Linked DNA regions of Homo sapiens: region 2 is linked to region 1. A link is a loop called in an ENCODE intact Hi-C map of the cell type or tissue named here. Cell type or tissue: breast epithelium. All regions are shown on one strand.

What was found. A loop is a pair of places that touch in the nucleus more often than their neighbours do. Peaks named below come from ENCODE experiments on the same cell type or tissue, not always from the same donor. Only the 100,000 strongest peaks of a DNase experiment are listed, where the experiment ranks them.
Region 2: a loop joins it to region 1, with 12 times the contacts of the local background. A loop is called at or near these places in 2 of 110 quality-filtered maps.

The regions. Positions count from the first base shown.
Region 1 is chr21:38,791,843-38,799,842 of GRCh38, reverse strand. No RefSeq gene overlaps it. Among named protein-coding and RNA genes, the nearest start is that of ETS2, 10 kb to the left of the region's middle. In breast epithelium, no CTCF peak of the experiment used is centred here; a DNase peak (open chromatin) is centred at 4,713.
Region 2 is chr21:38,643,658-38,651,657 of GRCh38, reverse strand. It overlaps a transcript of ERG not described here. Among named protein-coding and RNA genes, the nearest start is that of LINC00114, 130 kb to the left of the region's middle. In breast epithelium, no CTCF peak of the experiment used is centred here; no DNase peak of the experiment used is centred here; H3K27ac peaks cover 52 bases; H3K27me3 peaks cover 451 bases.

The sequences.
Region 1 (8,000 bases):
AAAAATTAGCTGGGTGTGGTAGTGCATGCCTGTAATCCCAGCAACTCAAGAGGCTGAGGCAGGAGAATCGCTTTAGCCCGGGAGGCAGGGGTTGCAGTGAGCCAAGATCGTGCCACTGCCCTCCAGCCTAGGTGACAGAGTGAGTTAGACTATGTCTCAAAAAAAAAAAAGAATATTTAAAAAAAAGAATATTCACAGGTAAGTACAACCATTATCGAAGTCCCTTTTAGAACATTTTCATCACCTCAAAAACAAAGCTGTTTTGATTAGCTATCACCCCATTATCCCTCCGACCCCCAACCCTAAGCAACCATGGATCTACCTTCCGATACTATGGATTTGCCTTATGATTTATGAAGTGTTCTGGACACTTCATAAGAATGGAATCATACAATATGTGGTCATTCGTGACTGCCTTCTTTCACTGAACATAATATTCTCAAGGTTCTTTTGTGCTGTAGCATGTACTGCATGGATGAACTTCATTCCTTTTTATGGCCAATGTATTTTTTTTTTTTATTAAACCCAATTACCCCATTTCTGTTTGTAGGTACATGTGAAACTGCTGGTCAGTAGCAATGGAGGACTCTTAGGGTGTCTTTGACACCAGAATTGGGTAACAACACTTGATGTTCTTTTTCTGGACCAACCTGGGCTGGGGCGGAAGATGTGCAGTAGGGGCTTGGGTGGCACTGGGCAGCCCATCACAGGCCTCTCTCAGGTGTCCTTGTCCCCTCAGCTCCCACCCTCCCAGCAGAGGGTGGTGAAGGAAGACATAGCCGGGCTCACCCAGAGGGCACGAGATGCAGGCAGCCCCTTCTCCACTCGGAGCGTGAATGTTTCTTGGTAGCAAGAATGTTTGACTAGATACAGCAAGTCGTGCCTTCTCGTTTCTTTCTTTTCATCCTACTATAGAAAAGTGAGTGGACTATTTCACTGCAAGAATGACCTGCTCTAGTTTAGGGGAAAAGGCAAGCATTTGACATTTAAAAAATGACTTTCAGTATGACTTGTGCATTCAAATACTTATTTCAAAAGGCTTCTAAACGTGATACCCATTCTCAACACAGCAGCCAGAGGGATCCTGTTTAAACGGCAGTCAGCCTGTCCGTCCTCAGGTAAAACCCTCCAACAGCTCTTGTGTGACTCAGAAGAAAGGCCTGAGCCCAAGCCCGCCACGCCCCTGGAGGCCCTGAGACTCAGCCTCCAGCAGTTACATGACTGAGTCTCTGCCTCCATGTTCAGTTCCTGCTCTGGGCACCAGGCCAACTCCCTCCTGAGCTGTTCCCTCTCCCTAGAAGGGTCTTCCCAGGAGTCCGTGTGACTCCTACTGTCACCGCTGCCAGATCTTTACTAAATAGTCACCTTTGGTGAAGCCTTCCCTGGCCACCCCACCTAAAATTTCAACAACTCCTTTCTGACACCGAATGAGTTTTTTTTTCTTAAGCCCTTATCGTTACGTTCTTTATCTTTTGCTTTTTTACCTTAATAATTCTCTGTCTCCACAGCACAAATTCCACCCCATTAGGGAAGGAATTATATCTGCTTTGTTCACTACTTTCCTGCAATGCTTAGAATAAATCCTGATGCACAGCACTCAATAAATATCTGTTGGAAAAATTACACGATTTAATTCTGCGGAAGGAATTTCGCCCTTTCAAAGGAAAATGTAAAATGCTGGTTAGTAAGTACTAATGCTTACAGTAGAAGTTTTATCAGTAAAAAGATGCAAATGCATTATGTAATGTCTTTTACAATACTTTGCTGAAATGGTAAACACTATAATAATGATAGAACCTCACATTTATATAGTACTTTATACCTTTCCTAGGTGGACACGTCTGTGACACTACTGATTTTGAGTAGCATTACTATCTTCAGTTTAAATAATTTGCCCAAAGTCGCAGAGCACACTTCTAGAGGATTCAGGACCAAAATCCTCCTAATTTTTTCCTAGAGTGATTCCCCACTAAAACAAACAGAATGGCACTTTACCTGTGGAGCCCTTCACAGTTTTCAAACTGTTTCCCAGATAGCAGCTCCATTGCCCCTTGCCCTGCAATAAGCAGAGTGAGCACTGCTACCCTGGGTTAAGCAGTGAGGACACAGTGACTCAGCCTGGCCCGGGGGCCTGGCTGGCTAAGCTGAGAGCCAGGCCCAGACCTCTGCTCTTTGTCCCAACCTTATGGCAGACAATGAGCAATGACATATCACTCAGACATACCACTTCCTTGTTCTTGGCAGAAGAGGACACAGCTTGACCCTCAGCATTTGAGGCTGTAGAGCCCATTGGTTTCATCATTTAAGAGCAGCCCTGGCTGGGTGCGGTGGCTCACGCACTTTGGGAGGCAAAGGTGGGTAGATCATCTGAGCTCAGGAGTTTGAGACCAGACTGGCCAACATGGTGAAACCCCGTCTCTACTAAACATACAAAAATTAGACGGGTATGGTGACAGGTGCCTTTAATCCCTGCTACTCAGGAGGCTGAGGCAGGAGAATCACTTGAACCCAGATGCAGAGGTTGCAGCGAGCCTAGATCGTGCCATTGCACTCCAGCCTGGGTGACAAGCACGAAATTCCATCTAAAAAAAGGACTTTGCAGTTGTAGTAAGTGATGGATCTCAAGATGAGATTATCCTGGGTTATCCTGCTGGGTCCTGAGTCAAATGACAAGTGTCCTTATAAGAGACACACAGAGAAGAGATACAAGGAGATGAGAAGATGGCCGTGTGAGGACGGAGGCAGTGAGGGGAGAGAAGCGGGCATAAGCCGGGGGGTGTCAGGGACCCCGGAGCTGGAAGAGGCCACGAAGGATCCTCTACTGGGGCTTCAGAGGGAGAGTGGCCCTTCCAACACCTTGATTTCAGACTTCTGGCCTCCAGAACTGTGAAAGGGTCCATTTCTCTGTTTTAAGCTAACTTGTTACCAGAGCCCCAGGAAACAAGTCCAATCTCATCACGAGAAGTGACCTGGAAGGGAGAGAGAGGGAGGAGGCCGGCGGCAGGGAGGGAGCCAAGAGAGGAATGCATTCAAGGAAAGTGGGGCTCTCAGCAGGAGTAAGAAAGTGTGGAGTATATTGAAAAACTCGGGTAAAGGGCAAATGGCTGAATTAGGCTGTAGCTTGGATCTTAGACCTTCTCTCTGTAAAAATGAGAAAAAGGGATTTATCAAATGGCTTCAGCCAGTGGGGGCCGCACGCGTTACATGGTGGTGAGTTCATGTTGAAAGGTTGAGCCCCGTCCCTGGGGATGAGTCACCCTCTGCCATTCATGCAGGAAAGAAATCATTAAAAAAAAGAATAAGAATTTACAAATTCAGGTCAATTACATGTTCATAATGGTGTGAGGTGTCAGAGGCTGGAAAAATGAGAAGAAGCCAGCAGGCTGCCTTTGGCCCTCCTGCTCTAGTTCATTGCTAGTTTCTCATAGCTGGGTCCTCCAGGGCCTCTCAGATTTGAGTCTGATCCAGTCCCTCTTCCTGCATCAGCAAGAAAAAGCTGGCCTTAGCCCGAACAACATGGTGAGACCCCATTTTTACAAAAAATGCAAGAATTAGCCAGGCATGGTGGTGCGTGCCTGTAGTCCTAGCTACTCAGGAAGCTGAGGTGGGAGAATTGCTTGAGCCTGGGAGGTGGAGGTTGCATTGAGCCACTGCACTGCAGCCTGGGCAACAGAGCAAGACCTTGTCTCCAAAAAAAAAAAAAAAAAAAAAAAGCTGGCCTTGCAGACATCAACCTGGAGACCTAAAATACCCCCAGAGCCAGCCCCATGGTCTAGTAGAGACTGGTCTGTCCCCTGGCCGGCCCAGGGTCACTTCCGGGTCCGGAGAGCCCCCTGCTTCCTGTTCACTGTGCATGAGAACCTTCTCTTTCCCTCAGCCCTCATCCTCTGGGTGGGCTTCTGCCTTGGTCTCACTCCTTCAACTCAGGCATCTCCCCTGCCTGGTGTCCTTATTCCCCTCCTCGACCAGAGATGTGCCATTGACCTGCCATCCAAGACAGTCCCACACAGTGACCACCCGCCTATTTCCTGTGTGTGAACCACACAGGGGCTTCCTTCCAAGCTCATCTGTTGGTGTGTGGGAGTGTTAATGTGGACCTCAGGTGCTGCCCTGCACATGATCAATCCCAGACCATGGGGAAGAGGCGTGGTGGCAGCAGGGCAGCCAGCCATGTGACCACAGGAGCATTAAAGGCAAGTGACGAGGCTGGCTCAGGCCAGCGAGTTATTAGCAGAGATGGAGAAAAGGGCTTCTCGTCCCAGGAACCGGTACCACCACCCACCGGTTGCTCAGCAAAAGACCTGGAGTTGTCCTGGATTTCTCTTCTTCCTTTACTCCCATAAACCATCAGCAAATGCCGTGGACTCTGCTTCCAGAACACATCTCAAGCACAGTCTCTTCTCTAGTGCCCTGGTCATCACCACCATGCAAGAGCCTCCCAGCTCTCCTCTGTTCTACCTCCTAGAATCCACCCTGCACACAGCAGCCAATGTAGCCTTTGGAGAAGTTAATCCTATGACGCCACCTCTCTCCTCAAAATTCCCAGAAGGTTTCTCACCCTGCAGAGAAGAGAATCCAAAACTCCTCACCATGCCCTCTGTGACCTGGTCCCCACCCCCTTCCTCATTCTCCTCTTTGCTGGTCACACTCCAGTGTACCTGCCTGGGTCTGTTCCTGGAAAACTCCCGTTGCTGCCCCCTGGGGACTTTGCACTCGCTGCTCCCTGGCGTTCTTTCCACCTGGCTCTCAAGCCTGGCTCCTTTTCATCATCTGAGGCAAATGGGCAAATGTCACTGGCTCAGGGCAGTTCTTGCCGATCCCAAGCGGAAAGAGCCTTACTTTCATGTCACTATCACATCCTGCCAATAATGCGCTCCCAGCATTATCTCTCCAAAAATGATTTTGTTGCTTTATCTGTTTTTTTTTTGTCTTTTGTTTTTGTTTTTGTTTTTTTGAGACAGTCTTTCTCTCCTCCCCAGGCTGGAGGGCAGTAGTATAATCTCGGCTCACTGCAACCTCCGCCTCCCAGGTTCAAGCGATTCTCCTGCCTCAGCCTCCCAAGTAGCTAGGATTACAGGCACGTGCCACCATGCCCAGCTAATTTTTGTATTTTTAGTAGAGACGGGGTTTTGCGTTGTTGGCCAGGCTGGTCTTGAACTCCTGACCTCAGGTGATCCACCTGCCTCGGTCTGTTGTATTTCATTGTCTTTCTCCACATACGAAAGCGCAGGGTCAGTGAGAACCGGACCCTTTTCACCTGTGGTGTCCCAGCACCTTCCTGAGTGCCTGGCGTCCTCTGGGTGTTGATGAATATGCTTTCACTGAATGAACAGATGGGGGAGGAATGAATGAGTCTGTGTAGGTTCAGTGTATCATTCCAGCCTCTCCAGATCTTTATGACCCTCGAGTTTGTTATCCAAGGTCTCTTCTATTAGTAACTGCTTTGGCCCACATATAACCCTGATAAGCAAGTCATTGAACAAACAGTGACTGAGGCCAAGCCCGTAGTATGTCACTAGGACTCTCCCTCTGCATTGACATCACCTAGGGGTGGTGAGCTCTTTTTGTCTAATTACCCATGAAGATGTAAGACATTGCGCCAAATGTCCTACTGAAGAATAAATAACAGCTGCCACAGCCTCCTAGCTGCTTCGCCAGCAAACCTGATACAACTTGTTTCCACGAGGTCCGAATGACCCTGAGGCCTTCATTTGGTGGAGTGTTTCCCCTCACTCCTGCTGGAGCATCTGTGTCCGCCACTGCCAGCTGCAGGCTCAGGCCCATGTGGCCTCCGTCCCTGGGCTGGTGTATGCTGTGGATACCTCACAGGTGTTCTTCATGCCACAAGTCAACACAGAGCCTGTAGGCAGAGGAAGTGTGGCTCCGAGAGTGGTTGGTTCAGCGATACAGTCACTTGAAATACAACAAAAGCAAGTTGTTCTGCCCCTCGCGTAGAATAACACATGAAAATAACATCAGTAACAGGAGGCCACACATACAGGGGCTTAAATGAAATAGAGGTTTGGCCAGGTGCAGTGGCTCACTCCTGTGTAATCCCAGCACTTTGGGAAGCCAGGGCAGATGCATTACTTGAGGTCAGGAGTTTGAGACCAGCCTGGGCAACCTGGCAAAACCCTGGCTCTACTAAAATTACAAAATTTAGCAAGATGTGGTGGCGGGCACCTATAATCCCAGCAACTTGGGAGGCTGAGGCATGAGAATTACTTGAAGCTGGGAGGTGGATGTTGCAGTGAGCCAAGATTGTGCCACTGCACTCCAGCCTGGGTTACAGAGCAAGACCCTGTCTCGAAGGAAAAAAAAAAAAAAGAAATAGAGGTTTATTATTCACTCCCATAACACTTGGGGAAGGTGACCCTAGGCTGGTTTGTTGGCTTGGTGATGTTGTGGTAGTTTTGGGACTTAGGATCCTCCCACCTTGCTGTGTCCTCATTCTCCTGGTTGAAGATGTCTCCCTACCACATTTGCATTCCTCCCTAGGAAAGGAGGAAAGAGAAGCAGAGGCTCATCTTCCTAAGGGCACTAATCAGAATTGCACATGGCAGGCCCATTGGTCTGGATTTTGTCACGTGATATCATCTAGTTGCAAAGGAGGCTGGGAAATTTAGTCTTTGGCTGGATGAGCCTGTGCTGAGAATGGGTGCCTGTAGGACGAGCAGAAGGCCCATCCCTGTCCATCTCTGAGGTACACCCCTTCCTCCTGGGTGACCTTCCAGTCAACCAGGGACAATCCTCAGGCTCCCCTATCTCTTGTCCACTTTTAATGAATCTGGAATGGGGGTCTGCGGATTCTAGCTTTGGGATTTCTTTGATAATCAGTCTCTTCTTTCTCTTCTCCCTGACTGCAAAGGAGCAGGCACCATAGCATCTGGCAGTTACTTTTCAGATACCCTCCCTCTGTTATCTTTCTTTCAGTCAATACTATGCCAGGCAGCCAGATGTGCTCCCCAACACTGGCACACCTCGTTTTACTGTGCTTTACCTTATCGTACTTTACAGATACCATGTTCTTTATAAACTGAAGGTTGTGGTATACAGCAGGTCCACTGGTGCCATGTCTCCAAAGGCATGGGCTCACTTCCTATCTCTGTGTCCCATTTTGGTAATTTTCACAATGTTTTTTTATTATTTATTTGCACAAATTTATTATTATTCTATCTGTTGTGGTGGTCTGTGGTCAGTGGTCCTTGATATTATTATTATAATCGTTTTGGGGAACCACAAACTGTACCCACAGAAAACAGTGAACGGAATCAATAAATGTGTATGTATTCTGACTGCTCCACTGGCTGGGCATTTCCCTGTCTCTCTCCCTCTCCTTGGACCTCCTTATTCCTTGAGGCACAACAATATTGAAATTAGGCCAGTTAATAAGCCTGCAGTGGCCTCCAAGTGTTCAAGTGAAAGAAAGGGTCACACGTATCCCACTTTAAATAAAAAACTAGAAATGATTAAGCTGAGTGAGGAAGACATGTCAAAACCAAGATAGGCCAAAAGCCAGGCCTCTTGTGCCAAATAGCCAAGTTGTGGATGCAAAGAGAAAGTTCTTCAAGTAAATTAAAAATGCTACTCCAGCAAACACATGAATGGTAAGAAAGTGAAACAGCCTTATGCTGACGCGGAGAGTTTGAGTGGTCTGGATAGAACACCAAACCAGCCACAACATTCCCTTAAGCCAGAGCCTAATCCAGAGCAAGGCCCTAACTCTCTTCAATTCTGTGATGCCTGAGAGGTATGAGGAAGCTGCATAAGCAGAGATTGGTTCATGACATTTAAAAAAAGAAGTCATCTCGAGAATGTAAAAGTGCAGGGTGAAGCAGCAAATGCTGATGGAGAAGCTGCGGCAAGTTATCCTGAAGATCTAGCTAAGATCATTGATGAAGGTGACTACACTAAATCACAGATTTTCAGTGTAGATGAAACAACCTTGTATTAGAAGATACTACCTAAGATTTTCATAGCTAGAGAGGAGAAGTCAATGT
Region 2 (8,000 bases), 150 kb after region 1:
TAGTTTTAAATCTTCCAGTAGCCAAATTAAAAAAGACAGGGACAGGTGGAATTAATTTTAATAATGTAATTTATGTAACACATGCTGAAAATACTACCATTTCAAATGTAATCAGTGTAAAATATGGATGAGATATTTGACTTTATTTTTTTTCTATATGAAATCTTCAAAATCCATTGTGTAGTGTATATTTACAGCACGTCTCCATCTGGGCTGGTCACATTTCAAGGGCTCCATAGTCACATGTGGCTAGTGGCCACCATGCCGAATAGTGCAGGTCTAGAATGTTTAGCTTAGGAATTCAAATTTAATATAATGAGCAACCGCAACATCTATTATGTCTCTTGGCCACAGGAGTAGAAGTTTTGTGACCTTATGTCACTAAGGAACCAGATATGATAGCAATAGAAAATTGAATGCCAGCGTGACATGTTCGGTACTAGATCTGCAGTTTTTACATTGGAGGGAAAAATGTATGTATAATTTCCTGTTGAGTCACTTCATGCTTTTAAAGGGTAAAATAAAATACTGAATTTCAGGCCAAAACTCTGTGTGCCAGCTAACAAATAGTGCGGCTTTTGCCGGAATCATGCTGCGACAACTCCAGGCATAAAAATGCTATTTGAATATCCTCTATTTAAAGATAATTCCAGCTTGATGACAAATTTCTTATTTTGCATGTTTCTTGAGAATAATACAATTGATTATTTTGAAGAACGGCATTCTTAAAGTGCTAGAATCCCAGAGGAAGAAAGCACATCAACTAAATGTATTGCTATAGAATTAACCTTTACAAGGACATATTCACACTATTTGATCATGACAGGTTGCACATAACACAGGCTTTTCCCTTCGTTTGTGATACTGAAGCTTATGGAAAAGTCTTCTGAAGTCAATCCACAGTGCTTACATGCCATTTGTTATTATCAGTGTGCTATATGTGTACTATACGTGATGCGTCATTGAGTAACCTTCTACCCTTTTAACTATGCCACTCTTTTTTTTTTAATTTTTATTTCTTGAGACAGAGTCTTGCTCTGTTGCGCAGGCTGGAGTGCAGTGGTGCGATCTTGGCTCACTGCAACGTCCGCCTCCTGGGTTCAAGCGATTCTTGTGCTTCAGCCTCCTGAGTAGCAGGGACTACAGGTGCACACCACCATACCCGGCTAATTTTTTGTATTGTTAGTAGAGACAGGGTTTCGCCATGTTGCCCAGGCTGGTCTGGAACTCATGAGTTCAGGCAGTCCTCCTGCCTCAGCCTCCCAAAGTGTTGGGATTACAGGCTGAGCCACCGTGCCCAGCCTATGCTACTCTTAAAGTTAAGATTTCATTTAATTTTTTGTGCAAAGTAAGAAACTTCACTAGCAGATTCTTACTCATTCACATTTTCCTGAATAAGAAATTTGTTTTTAGTTCCAGTAGCTGGTCTCTAGGCAAATTTCTCGTCTGTGGTTCTTTGTAGATAAGTTTGTTTTCATTATCGCTAGTGCATAATAAGGGAATTTCACTCTTTTTATTTTGGTTTATTTTTCCCAGTGGGCAGTGCTTACTGTAAAAATAAAACAAAAACTGCTAAATAAAATAAGTGTGGCTTCTCTAGACTCTAATCACCATATTGAATTTTACACCTAAGGCAGCACAATTATTGGTAACCAAACAGTGAAGGAGAAGGAATATTGTGGTTTATTAAAACACCCAACCATACCCAAAACCTCTGACCAAGGAGCATGACTGTGTGTTCTCGCGTCTAGCATTATACGTCTCTGGTGTGTAGCGATGCTTCATTGTAGGGTCACGTAAGGACAAATGGAGAAGCAAGACTTTATCTTGTGTACTGCAGGCTCCCCAGCTTTCAAACGTAGGCAATGAGTTGGATTTTGTAGTTGAATCTTGTTTCGTCCTATAAGGAACGTGGGCCACTAGGTGTGAGCCCTTTAGGGGTAACTGAAATTCTATTCCAAGGCCTCCTGCATGTCCACTTGATGCCGTAAGCTGCATTCAAGCATTGCAGTTTCGTATCAGAGTACAAATTTAATTTAAAGTCTAAATTATATTTGAGCAGTCTGAAGCACATTAAGGCTTCTTAAATAATTCACTTGAGGTTACGTTCAGTGAACATGTGTAAATATGAGAACGTGCGAGGCAAGTGGTCTAAACACACAATGAATACGAGACCACATTGATGTAAGCCACAAGTGCTTAAAATCTTGTCGGAAAAAGCGTGTCATCCCCGGTAACCAGAACGTTTGACTGGCCATGTGGCTCGCAGGGAAGGGTTGGTGTCCAGGTGCCTCTGTGCTTGGTCCTTGCAGTTTGCCACATCATCAAGGGAGACCTTTGAGAGAAACGCTACGTCATCAGCTCATGGGTGTGGCTCTCAGCTGCAGCGCCACAGGGGAGACAGAAGCCCCCTGGGTGCTGCCTGCCGCAGCCCTCGGTGATGCCAAAACAGCCGTTTCCCATCAGCTTCTCAGGTTGGGTATCTGCGGGTGCGAAATGGCTGAAATGTACTCTTGGAAACTGTTGTGTTTAGTTAAACTTGGATTAATGAGAACCATCGAGTTTATTTTTTCCTTTGGGCTGAACAGTTTTCATATGTTATAGAGATGTGTGGGTGGATTCAGGGGCATGACAAGTGACTCCCAGTAGAGTCAGCTCATGAAGGCATCTAAGCATCGCTGAGCAATGCCCCTTCCTCACTGTCTCTGAGCTTCTAGACCTTCCTCCTGGGCACGTCCTTCCTTAAGTGTTTGGACTCACAGTTCTGAAGTGTCGTCGTTAGTGAGGTTTCTCCTGCAGTCAACACACCCAGGGACTAAAAGAAACAAGCCAGCGAGTCCAATGAAATCAGGCTGCAGATCTGAAGTGCTTTTGGAATATCCTGCCCCTGCTTTCTGTCCTCTGTCTGGTTTTCATGGAAATTTGTGTCTGGGAATGAGGGGGAATCGGAGTGGATTTGCTGGAGGCAGGTGCCTGTGTTCTTTGGCCCTTGCCATTAGGAGTCAGGACCAAGGAACCTCGGAGGAGGTGGAGGAGGAGGCAGAGGCCGTGGGAGATGCGATGAGCACGGTGCAATCTTTATAAGACAGTAGGGATTTCCACAGACTTCCTGATTTTTGAAAATTATTCATAAGCCTGCCCTCATCTGGGATTTTCAGGACAGAAAACATACCCCATTTACTGTCCACGCTCCATAAATTACCCTTTCAGATTGTTGCAAAGTTATTTTTTGCATTCTGTAATGCTGGCATACGTAAGCTCTGTGATTGTGAGTAAAATGCCTCCATTTCTTTCTCCAGCAAGGATCAGGACGGCACTGGTCAGGACAACATGCGGTAGCATCGCGGCCCCATTTGAAATACAGGCTACTTCTCCAAAAGGTTGGGAATAAATGCTGGCCCAACCCTGATTTAAAAAGATTAAGGAAGAAATGGAAATGAGGATCAGAATTAGTTACGTTTGCACTGGCAAAGGAAGCGAGATTAAATACTTGCTTTCAGTCTTTGCTCCAAGCAAGTAAAAAATTTAAAAAAAAGAATTGCATATTACATATTTGGGAAAGTTAAATGCATGCTTCCTTTCTGGAATGCACAAGCCTATTTGTAATGGGCTTTGCAAGGCAAAGATTGCTGCATTGGACACTTAACATGAAATAAGATGTCCTGAGAAATCTTTAGTTCATAGACATTAAAAAATAAGTTGCTGTTTTAAATAAACATAATCATCTGCTTCATCTGTGTCAGAGTGCCGAGTCTTTATTTCTTTCCTTTTTATTTTTTGCTTTTTCAGTGGTTTTATTTCTTGTGCTTTAATACCCATTGGCTTCTAAAATAGGAGGTGACGTGTATGTGACTTGTTAAAGAGTGAATGAGTGTAACATAACCCTTTCAATTCCCAACTTAGAGAAATCATTTTGGGGATACCTTAAGCATATCAGAATAAAAGAAAACTTAGTATTTCTGTGTCACCTGAGGCACTGGTGCCAAAACCAGCAAGAAGTAGTGACATTTTGTAATGTAGTTACATTTAGGCTTAAATTAGTGTTTTTCAACCTTTTTTTTCATGACCAACCTCCTGTTTTCATGATCAACCTCCTAAAAAGCATTTTCTGATTTTTTTTCCTAATTGTCCCTCCTCACATGAAAATTTAATACCACAGATATACTGTTTTAGTACTTTGCATTATACATATACGTATGTCTACATTTAGGTATATCTGTGCTTTATACAGAAAAGGAATAAGACGTTTTTCATCCTTCAAGAACTAATTTTAGCCTCCTTGAGGATGCATGGCTTAAATACGAAATGCCAATACTTGACTTTGCAAAGTATTCTGTTTAGGAAAAAAGACGGTGGATGCCCGTACGTGACCTTAGAAAGGACTGAAGGTGGTGAGGAGATTCAAAGTAAGCAAGGACTGGGACACCAGGGAATGATGTTCTGTTGGTTGTCGTCCTTGTTTAGAACGTGGCCTGAAAACTGATAATGAGAAAACAAAAGATGGATGACAGCTCCCCTTTGTATTGTTCAAGCACCATTAAACATGCCGAATCGCTGACCACATGTTTTCCACGTATGAGAAGGTGACACGGTACTTATCAAAGTTATGAGTGGACAAAAGCAGAAGGTTGCAAAAACCAGTAGCCTAGAGAGAGCAAGGCGGCATGGAGGCTGGCAGCCACCGGTGAGCTGATGGGAGAGGCTGCCTTTATGAACTTCTGGACCTGAGCACGCAGCCTTTTCCCTGCACGCTTTGGATGTAACAGTGCAGGTCATGTGGCGGGACTGACGTGCAGCAGCTGGATCACATTGACTCTGATCTTTCCCCTCCAGTAAAAATGGAAATGTAATAAAACAAACAACAACAACAAAGATGCTGAGCTTACCCCAAAACTCAATCAGAAGAGAAAAACACCTGGGCCATTGTCAAGAGAAACAAAACTGGGCCGGTATGAACATGATCAGCGAATAGTATTTCCATTAAAAGGCAACTGACTCAGAGATGGAGGGTGAGTGTTCTGTGAGGCAGAGCTGAATAACCCACCCACGCCCTGTAGCTGACAGGATCACTTAAGCAGAGTTACTAGAAATGACCCAGTGATACTGAAAACAGGAAAAAGTACATGAAGGGAAAAGCAGATTCTTAGGAAGGGAAAGAAGTGTGTGAAACCAGAGCAGATCGGTCAGAATCTAACATTCTGTTTGAGTCTCTCCTCATCACCTGCAGTCCTAACAAATCCTCCACTTCTCATCTTCAAGTGAGTAATGGTATGGCAATGCCCTGTCTTCTAGGAGAGATTAAATGGTAAAGGATGTTACCATGAGTGCAGAAGCGACTGTTTTGTTTTTGTTTGTTTTGCTTTTTTTTTTTTTTTTTTAGACAGAGACTCCCTCTGTCACCCAGGCTGGAGTGCAGTGGTGCCATCTTTGCTCACTGCAGCCTCCATCTTCCGGGTTCAAGCAATTCTTGTGCCGCAGTCTCCCAAGTAGGTGGGATTACAGGTGCATTTCACCATACCCAGCTGATTTTTTAATATTTTTAGTAGAGACAGGGTTTCGTCCTGTTGGCTAGGCTGGTCTCGAACTCCTGACCTCAAGTGATCCGCCCTCCTTGGCCTCTCAGAGTGTTGGGATTACAGGCGTGAGCCACCACACCCAGTCAAGACTAGGTTTCTAAGAGAATGGTTGCATCCAACTCAGAATGTGGGAAGTGTGGTGATGCTTTGTGCTGGTCGACGTCTTCCTGGGCCATCACTAGAGTATATGCTTCTATCTGGGGGCTGAGATCAGAGTGGTACCTGCATTAAACATCAACAAGTCGGCTATACAGAGCCCAGCTGTGCCTTTTGCTTATTGCTTTCTGGGCCTGTATTTGGAATGTAAAAGGGACATACATTTTCACTGATGCTTTTTGTCTTTGTTGTCTATGTTTTAAGTGGTGTTTAAATTCAAGCAAATACTGTTTAGTTGTAAAAGCTCACTCTTTCTCAAGTCTTTCCTCCCTTCTGTTTTTCCAAATTGTCTCTTTTGAATCATCTTACAGATAGAGTTAGTTTGAGTCAGTGGTGATCCACACATTGAATTTGGAGCCCAAGCCGCAGAACTGACCAAGTGCTTGTCATGGTCACGTGGAACCCAGATCTGAAGTCTGTGAATTCTTGCCCTTAAAAATCACTAAAAATACCTCTTTGAAATATGACTCGTTTCACAGTGGATTCCACAGTAGCAAAATCACATTGTGGTTTATTTGGTAGCAGGGTCAGATGAGATGATACATTGCAATGTATGCCTACACTCTTATGTATATGAAACCTATTTATATTACAAGCCATATATTTGTTTCTCTATAGCCATAGTTCACACTTAGGTTTTTCTTGCCTTTTCTGGGTAATTCCCTTTGAGCTTAGTAATTGGGGCCGTTAACTGTACAACAGTGTAGGAATTTATTATTTACTTATTTTTAAGGGTTTAAAATTTTTAAAATCGTTTATTTTTTTCTGAGACAGAGTCTCATTCTGTCACTGAGGCTGGAGTGTAGTGGTGTGACCACAGCTCACTGCAGCCTCCATCTCCCACACTCAAATGATCCTCCCACATCAGCCTCCCAAGTAGCTGGGACTACAAGTGCATGCTGCCATGCCCGGCTAAGTTTTAAAATATTTTTGTAGAGATGGGGTCTCGCTGTGTTGCCCAGGCTGCTCTCTAACTCCTGGGCTCAAGAGATGCTCCCTCCTTGGCCCCTCAAAATGCTAGGATTACAGGCATCAGCTGCCCAGTGTAGGATTCTAGAAACATTAATGATCCTTACCACCTGGGGTCAATGATGGCATGAAGATCACATCTGTATTCAGAAAAAGTGAATATCAAATACATGTTATTTCTAGGCCATTTCAGAGTTGTTTCACTGCTTGGCTCAATTTTAATATGATTTTTGTATGGCAATTTTTTCCCCCAAAATATTTAATTGATATAATCCTGATAAATAATCTTGTAAATATTGTGATAACCTTGTCTTAATAGAATTCAGCCTAAGTTAGTTCTTCCTTGGACTACATTGAAAGGAATCCAGGGAAGACCCCTGTCATACCAAATTTCACCCTTTGCTAATTCTCTAGGTAGAAAAAGACTGTGTTATACGTTGATCTCCTTATAAGGTGTTTCTACAGACCAAGATGTCTGCAGGCAATGTTTGGGAAGGCTCTTGTTTGCTAAGAAATCACACCCAAATGGAAACCTTCAGAAAACAAGTGGAAGCCAGGAAAAGTGTCCATCACTGGAAAGTTGAAATCTCCTTTAAGAAAATCAATTTATTAAAAGGAAAATGTCTTCCCATCTTGTTATAGTATGTTATAATATATCGAAAGTTCTTTTAAAAGGGATTCTTCTACTTAGTAACAATATCATCATGGTGGTTTGCAGACAGAATGTCATGCTACTAAATGGTGCCGCCTCTTCCATTGGATTTCAGAAGCCAGTGGCTGCCCTGCTCTGCACTTCTTCCTCTTCCTGGCTTGACCTCAATTCAGACCTGTGTGTCCTTCTGCACAGTAGGTCCCAGGCTACCACCTGGAGAGGGGAAAAAGTGGCTATGAAGGCCTCTAGGAAAAAAAGCCAACTCCACTAAAGTTTGTTGAGAGGGTGAGAAAGAAAGGAGGGGAGAGGGTGAGCAGAGGGGACTGTCCCTTGGGACCCCAGCTTCCCAAGTTCTGGCAGTGGATGGTGTCTGTGGGCACTTGGTTTTCAGTTACTCACTGCCTGGACAGTGTGTGTTCTTCCTGCCCCACGTGGCCAGCCAACATATGGCTCAAGCCCACAGTTCTTATTTTCCTGTGTTTACTTGAAATCTCTCTGAGCACGTGGAATTTACAGAAACATGCACTTCAATTATCCTTTACATTGACCCAAAATGGTACTGAGGAAATTTTCCAGTGGCCCTGCTAACCCTGAAAATGGCAACAGACAGGTGCAGACCGATGCATTCCCGGTGGGGCGGAATCCTC